Linked DNA regions of Homo sapiens: region 2 is linked to region 1. Evidence: chromatin loops called from intact Hi-C (ENCODE). Cell type or tissue: Caco-2. All regions are shown on one strand.

Evidence for each region. Hi-C counts contacts between places; a loop is a spot of excess contacts. Peaks named below come from ENCODE experiments on the same cell type or tissue, not always from the same donor. Only the 100,000 strongest peaks of a DNase experiment are listed, where the experiment ranks them.
Region 2: a loop joins it to region 1, with 3 times the contacts of the local background. A loop is called at or near these places in 1 of 110 quality-filtered maps.

Annotation. Positions count from the first base shown.
Region 1 is chr9:6,765,723-6,769,722 of GRCh38, reverse strand. The region is part of intron 1 of KDM4C (lysine demethylase 4C); the gene reads right to left. Among named protein-coding and RNA genes, the nearest start is that of KDM4C, 9.8 kb to the right of the region's middle. RefSeq lists enhancers at 1,643-2,286, 2,287-2,932. In Caco-2, no CTCF peak of the experiment used is centred here; no DNase peak of the experiment used is centred here.
Region 2 is chr9:6,876,002-6,880,001 of GRCh38, reverse strand. The region is part of intron 5 of KDM4C (lysine demethylase 4C); the gene reads right to left. Among named protein-coding and RNA genes, the nearest start is that of KDM4C, 120 kb to the right of the region's middle. In Caco-2, no CTCF peak of the experiment used is centred here; a DNase peak (open chromatin) is centred at 2,101.

The DNA of each region.
Region 1 (4,000 bases):
ATCTACACAAACTCCTTCAGTAGCATGATATTGAGATCTATCCTCATTGACAACTCTTTGAGTACTGACGTCTTATTAAAAAGAACCTTCTTATAAAAAAAAGTCTTGCATTTGCTTGGTTCTTTACTGTGCTTTAACATATGTTACTTCATTTTCATTCTTAAAAGTTCTCTGTGATGTTAGTTAGCAGGCTGTGATTATTCCCATTTGAGAAATGATGAAACCAAGACTTAGAAATGGAAATAAATTTTCTAAGGTCAAACAGCAAATAGGTGCAATGAACTGACTCCAAGTTTTGTATCCCGGACCCAGATCCCAAATATAACTGACCTCTTTGCTAGGCTCTCCAGCTGCCAAAAAAGAAAAGAGAAGAGAAGAAAAAAAGGAAAAAGATCACACCAAAGCCCACTAAATAAGGAACAAATCTTCTCTCCACTAGATAAACAATTCTGATCAATTTTTAAGAAATGTATGACATGTTATTTAAGATGTTCCAGATTGCATGGAAAAAAAAAACAGCAAGCTTAGAAATCCTTTCTTAAGAAGCCTAAAATGAGTAACAAAACTTAAAAACGACCCAAGAAAACTGCAAACCAGCTTCACTTAAGAGTATTGATGAAAATTTCCTTTTTTAAAATGAACAAACTCCAGGCCAGGTGTAGTGGCTCACGCTTGTAATCCCAGCACTTTGGGAGGCTGAGGTGGGTGGATCATTTGAGGTCAGGAGTTCGAGACCAGCCTGGCCAACATGGTGAAACCCCGCCTCTACTAAAAATACAAAAATTACCCGGGCATGGTGATGGGCACCTGTAGTCCCAGTTACTCGGGAGGCTGAGGCAGGAGAATCACTTGAACCCGGGAGGTGGAGGTTGCAGTGAGCAGAGATTGCATCACTGCACTCCAGCCTGGGCAACAGAGTGAAACTCCCTCTTTAAAAAAAAAAGAAAGAAAAACAAAAAGTGTCAAGATCATGAAAATCAAGACCATGAAGATCAAGGAAAAAAAAATCAAGATCATGAAAATCCTTCTCAAATCCATATTTGAGATTGAAGGATGCTTAAAAGACCTACAACAAGAATACATATTGCACAATTCTGGACTGGATACTTTTGCTATGAAGAACATTAATTACTATAACAAATAGTGAAATATGAAGAATCTAAAAATTAGATGATAGTAATGTATCAGTGTTAATTTCCTGATTTTGATGGATATACTGCAGTTATGGAGAAAAATGTAGGAAATACACATTGAGTTACTGAGGAGTGAGGGAGCATGAAGACAACCATTTGTGTAAAAAAATGTAAACACACACATAAATTTATATAGAATATCTCTAAAATTCCCTAAAAGGGAAGCCCAGCAGGTTAAAAAAAAAAAAAAAATCCTGTTCAGCACTACCCATCAGCTGGGGCCTGCCTATCTGTCACCAAAAACTATGTGATCATTTATGTGCTTTCCCAGGGACCGAGATTTTCTAGAAAGAGCCCTAATGAGAAGACACAAGCATTTCAGATCCAGATTCTAGTTCTTCTTGCCAGTTTAATTAGGGAACCACACTGAAGACATTAGTCTTCCAATGCCTGACACTCTCGGTCGACTGAAAAAGTTCATATTCCCTAAAAGGGAATTTTAGACAGAAGGGAACTAGCTGTCTAAAGGCTAAAAGTGAGAACCATGTACACATTTTACCCTTTAATACCTTCTGAATTTTATATCTTGTTACATACCTTGTATTGCCTATTTGAAAATACTAAAAGAAATATTATGTGTGTATATATAATACAAACTTAGAAAAATAAATAAAATTATCAAAAAAAAAAGGAAAATGATTTTACCTATCTCAGGGCCAGATTCTTCCTGCTAATGAAAGCTGCCTGAATATTATAGACTGAGAGGTATCACTTTATGTGCCCAAATTTTAGGGAAGGATTCCTTTTTGAAAGTTAAATAGATGGCCAGATGGCCAAGCACAGAAGATCACGCCTGTAATCCCAGCACTTTGGAAGGCTGAAGCGGACATCACCTGAGGTCAGGACTTCAAGACCAGCCTGGACAACATGGCAAAACCCCATCTCTACTAAAAACGGCAAAACCCCATCTGTACTAAAAACACAAAAATTAGCCAGGCATGGTGGCAGGTGCCTGTAGTCCCAGCTACTCGGGAGACTGAGGCAGAAGAATCGCTTGAACCTGGGAGGCAGAGGTTGCAGTGAGCCGAGATCATGCCATTGCACTGCATCCTAGGTGACAGATCAAGACACCGTCTCAAAAAAAAAGGGGGCCGTGCATGGTGGCTCACGCCTGTAATCCCAACACTTTGGGAGGCTGAGGCAGGCGGATCACAAGGTCAGGAGTTCGAGACCATCCTGCCGAACGTGGTGAAACCCTGTCTCCACTAAAAACACAAAAAAATTAGCCGGGCGTGAGGTGAGGGGTGCCTGTAGTCCCAGCTACTCGGGAGGCTGAGGCAGGAGAATGGCGTGAACCCAGGAGGCGGAGCTTGCAGTGAGCCGAGATCGTGCCACTGCACTCCAGCCTGGGCGACACAGCGAGACTCCATCTCAAAAAAGAATAAAAAAAAAGCAAAAAAGAAAGTTAAATAGATAAAAAACAAAATGAGATAAACTACCTGCAAAAAAAACACTTCAGTTCACCCACTCAAAGGGATGCCTGTGACCATTCAAAGTATCTGATGGACTCTCAGAACAGAACAGAATCAACAATATACTAATGATCAGACAAAGCCTGTCCTGAGGACTGGAATTTAAACAAACATCTGGTACAAAAAACAAATGCAAAGATGGAGGTAAAAAGGGAGCCAAATGAAGGAATTTATCGCTTCTTTAACCTTATTCAACAAGAGAAAACGTACTGGCAGAGAAGAATGTTCTGATAAGCAGAGGTGAATGCTCAAGGGTCAGGGAAGCCCAGCAGGTTAAAAAAAAAAAAAATCCTGTTCAGCACTACCCATCAGCTGGGGCCTGCCTACCTGTCACCAAAAACTATGTGATCATTTATGTGCTTTCCCAGGGACCGAGACTTTCTAGAAAGAGCCCTAATGAGCAGACACAAGCATTTCAGATCCAGATTCTAGTTCTTCTTGCCAGTTTAATTAGGGAACCACACTGAAGACATTAGTCTTCCAATGCCTGACACTCTCGGTCGACTGAAAAAGTTCATATTTCTAAATGTACAATGCTAAAAATGGAAGCAGGACTATGAACTCCACTAAAATGTCCCACACCGAGACCCCCACTAAAGGGGGCCAACTGTCCTAAGTCTGACATTTCTAATTTCAAAAATTTTCCCATTCCTTCCCAGTAAACAGCAAATCAATACTTGAAATTATAGCTTTTTGTACGATTATCATACATAAGTTGAGCATCTCAAACCAAAAATCTGAAATACTCCAAAATCTGAAAGTTTCGAGGGCAAACATGACACTCAAAGTAAATGCTCATTTCAGATTTCAAATTCTCAGATTACAGATGCTCAGTTGTAACTATAGCATCTGTAATGTATAGTAAAATGCAATATTCCCAAATCTGAAAAAAATATAAAATTCATGTATTTCAGATAAGGAATACTCAACCTATACAATATATTTTCATATATTTTAAAATATTTACTTTGCCAAGCACAGTGGCTATTGCCTGTAATCCCAGCACTTTGGGAGGCTGAGGTGGGCGGATCACCTGAGGTCAGGAGTTAGTGACCAGCCTGGCCAACATGGTGAAACCCCATCTCTACTAAAAGCACAAAAATTAGCCTGGTGCGGTGGCACACACCTGTAGTCCCAGCTACTCAGGAGACTGAGGCAGGGGAATAGCTTGAACCCAGGAGGTGAAGGTTGCAGTGAGCCGAGATCACACCACTGCACTCCAGCCTGGGTGACAGAGAAAGACTCCATCCCCCTGCAAAAAAAAGAAAAAGAAAATAGAGTACAGCATAGTTGATAAAGTTTTGTGAAACTTTTGTTTCAATTTTATATATTTAT
Region 2 (4,000 bases), 110 kb before region 1:
AAACATAAGTAAAAATTTTAGGTTTATAATTTTTCAGCTAGTAGCCTAAGGACATCTATTCCTAAATAATGTCACATAAAAGAAATTCAACACCAAACTCCACTTAGATGAACTGAGTAGAGATTAGAAAGCCAATCACAGAGTCATATTCCTTAGACAATGAACAGAAAAAAAATATGCCTATAAATTACCAATTTCAATGTCACAACTCATCATGCCAACCACATTTTACAAATTAGGGAACAAAGGCCCAAGGCAGGTAAACTGCTCAGCAACAAGACAGCTAGTCACAGCCTAGAGACCCTCTGTGCCAGCTCTCATAGCACCCCAGCACTCTAGGGTTGTTTTGGTTGTATGTTTTTCGTTTTGTGGTTGGTTGATTTTGGCTTTTGTTTTTAAGAAAATCTGGGTTGCTCTCTTTCTAAATTTTAAAATATTTTTATTGACAAGCAGAACAGAACACAAAATTATTACACCAACATTTATATTTCCACCAAATCTTACTAAGAACACCGTAATTTTCAAACAGACTTTAATAAGCAAAAGATTATCAGCCTTAAAAAAAGTTTTATTTATTTCATAATTATGTGACTTTCAAAATCTTGATTACAGCAAAAAATTTTCACCCTTAAAGAACAGAAATACTCATTTCTAGTTCCATAGTTATTTTTACTATGGACTTGCTAAGAAATTTTAAAACAACAATCTCATAATATCCTATACAAATACTAAATTGTAAAGGCATTTTAATGAGGAAATTTAATGAGGATATTAACAATAAATTTGAATAATCATTCCATGTTTTACATATAAACTATACTTTTGAAGACCTCTATTTGCTGTACTTACTAGCTCAATATATACTTAGTACAAGTTACTTCTTACTAAAGTAACTTAACTAATTTTACTTAACACCACACTTGGTTTCATTTAATGCTACTGATAACATATGCAAAACTTAATTGGATCCAATATAACTATGCAATTCACTAAAAGAAAATTCAATCATATATCCTGTTGCTTAAGGCACTGCTAATGAAATTGTTCCAACCGAAATGGGAAGACAAAATTTTAGCATAACTAAATGACTATCACCCAATGTATATTTATGGCCACTTCTTACCAGTTCTTAATTCCTGGCTTACATCACAAATATACCCAGAAAAGGGGTGTGGGTGTGGGTGTGGGTGTGGGTGTGGGTGTGGGGGTATGTCCCTTCCAAACAAGAGGGTCAGCCTTCCTCATCACACACATACATACACACACACACATACATGTAATATGAATATGCCTGCCAACAAAAAGGTAGGATATGGAGATATTTATATATGCAGATTCATTTTTCTGAAAAATTGGTAAAGTTAAAGCTCCTCAATCTAAAGTTCAACCATATGCTCACAGAAAATTTAGCTATCCTTATCTGCAGAAAGGAGGAAAAAGTAAGGCAAGATGGCTCTACTCCTACTCTGATCCTCAGTTTACTCCTAGGATCTGAATCATACCAATTCAATCTCCTCATTCCTCTCCTCCTAGGTAGGCTTACTGGCCTATTATTTTCTACAAGTATTTCCCAGGTGCAGCTATTCCTATCTTAGCCAAATGATTTAATTAGTTCTACTTTTCTTCTTTTAGATGGAAGACAGTGTCTCAATTTCTTTTCAAATTCTATAAATATCAAGTTCATTTTAAAATCATAACTAATTATTAATAAAATTCTTATGGTTAACCAACTATTGCTATAGTTTAATAGCTTCAGAAATAATCAAAGGATGAAAACTTCCTTCCAATCACAGCCCCGTACACGGAAGACATGTAATATTTCCCAAGTAGAACTAAATCCTCAAACTGAAAGCCATACTGTGGTAATATCCAGTGAAGCACAACTGGGCAAAAATGCCTTCAAGCAGAGGTCACTCTCCTTCCCTGCCTTAGTCATTATCTTGCTCAAAGTGAACCCACTCATCTCCATGCTTATCCCTGTGAAATATTTTACATGCTTCTCTCTTCTGTTATCAATGCTATGCTTTGTTACACAGTATTTAAATAATGACAAAGCTATGTAATGTTTCCTATACAAATAACTTTGAAAGTTCCCTGAATGAGCCCAAAACCCTGCCCGAGGGTCTGACAAAGGACAGTCTGAAGATAAGTAATAATGCTAATAAAACTGGAATGTCACCATCAGATTTTTCTGTTTTTAATGTTTCCACATAACAAAGGAACTAGGAAAGACTAATTTTAATGTTTTAGAAATTCAACCAAGAGCCAAATCATTGTTCTTGCCATGAACAATAAAATCAGAGCACTACCCCACTCAGCAGTCAAGAAGCAATATGCCTCCATGTACCATCTTGACAACCCCAAAATCTTGCTCAAAAGATACTACTATTCTTTTAATCAATTATCTCACTCTGTCAATAAAGCCCTAGGGGATCAAAGAACAATTCTGTTCTCTAAATACAAGTTGCAGGGCTGGAAGGGCCCTTAAAAATAATCTTGTTAGGCCAGGTGTGGTGGCTCACGCCTGTAATCCCAGCACTTTGGGAGGTCGAGGCGGGCAGATCATGAGGTCAGGAGACCGAGACCACCCTGGCTAACAAGGTGAAACCCCATTTCTACTAAAAATACAAAAAATTATCCGGGTGTGGTGGCGGGCGCCTGTAGTCTCAGCTACTTGGGAGGCTGACGCAGAAGAATGGCGTGAAGCCAGGAGGTGGAGCTTGCAGTGAGCTGAGATGGCGCCACTGCACTCCAGCCTGGGTGACAGAGCAAGACTCCATCTCAAAAAAAATCTTGCTTAGCACTTTCTAAGCCTTTTTCCTGTTTCCATACCATTACAGAGGCAGAATCACTAACACCTCTAATTACCAGCAATAACTGGCACCTGGGAGAATGAAGGACAGCAGAAACATACATCCCTCAGGGATGAAGTACCCAGCATACCCTGAAAAAAGCTCCCTAGCTGATTCTGACAGGGTAGTACATTATAATGAATGAACGAAAGAATGGGGTGATTTCTAATTACCATATCTAAGAACCTCTGCTTGGTCCTGACTCCCCACAACCTCCCTGATGTCGGATGATAGATTTGTGTATGCGAAGCTTTTTTATGTTTTTCCTTCAGATTTTTTTTTCCGGTAATACCACAATGGCCCAAGTCAGAATGCTAAACAAAAGCTTCACATAGCACTTTCAAACCTGCAGTCTATGTGTGTAGGCTGACAGACAGCCCTTGCCTGTAAGAAGGTGAGCACCTGGCTTCAGGGGCACTCAGTCACATTGCATTTGAACACTAGACTCACTGACTTCTCTGCAACAGCACCCCTGCTAACCCTACACCACGGCACTACTTTGATGGGCAACTGCAGCAATTTGAAGCCAAACACAACTCTAATCTGTTTCAAAGCATGCCATGAGAAGAGAGAGAAAGAAAGAAAAGACAACAAAACAGCAAGGTGCATATATTTTCATGTGTTTTCCAGCAACCAGCTTCCTCGGTAGAGGGGAACGCACGTTAAACAAGAACTGGAAAGCACCATCTAAGAGACATTGCACAAGCCACTTCACCACGGTCAGACCTAGTCTACCTCACAGAACAACACGGAACAGATCGACTGAGTCATATTTAGGAGCTCATTATACACTGTCAGACCTCATCTACCTCACAGAACAACACGGAATGCAGCAACTGAGTCATATTTAGGAGCTCATTATTAAAAGATGGCTAAATCACTTCTCGGCCTTTTGGCTAAGATCAAGGGTAAATGATGGCTACAAGGCAATGAGGTGAGCCTGACTTGCTGCCCCCCACATCCAGTAAACTTGAGAAAATGTTCAAAAAGTATCAGTTCAAACAATCCTAACATCAAGGGTCAGACAGGCACATAAAAGGCTGATTACAATTTGAAAGAACCCAGGAAAGCACAGTACCTTTTTGCAACCCATCGGAATATCCAAAACTCAACTCTCCAGCAGCCTGATGATCAGGCCCTATGTTCTC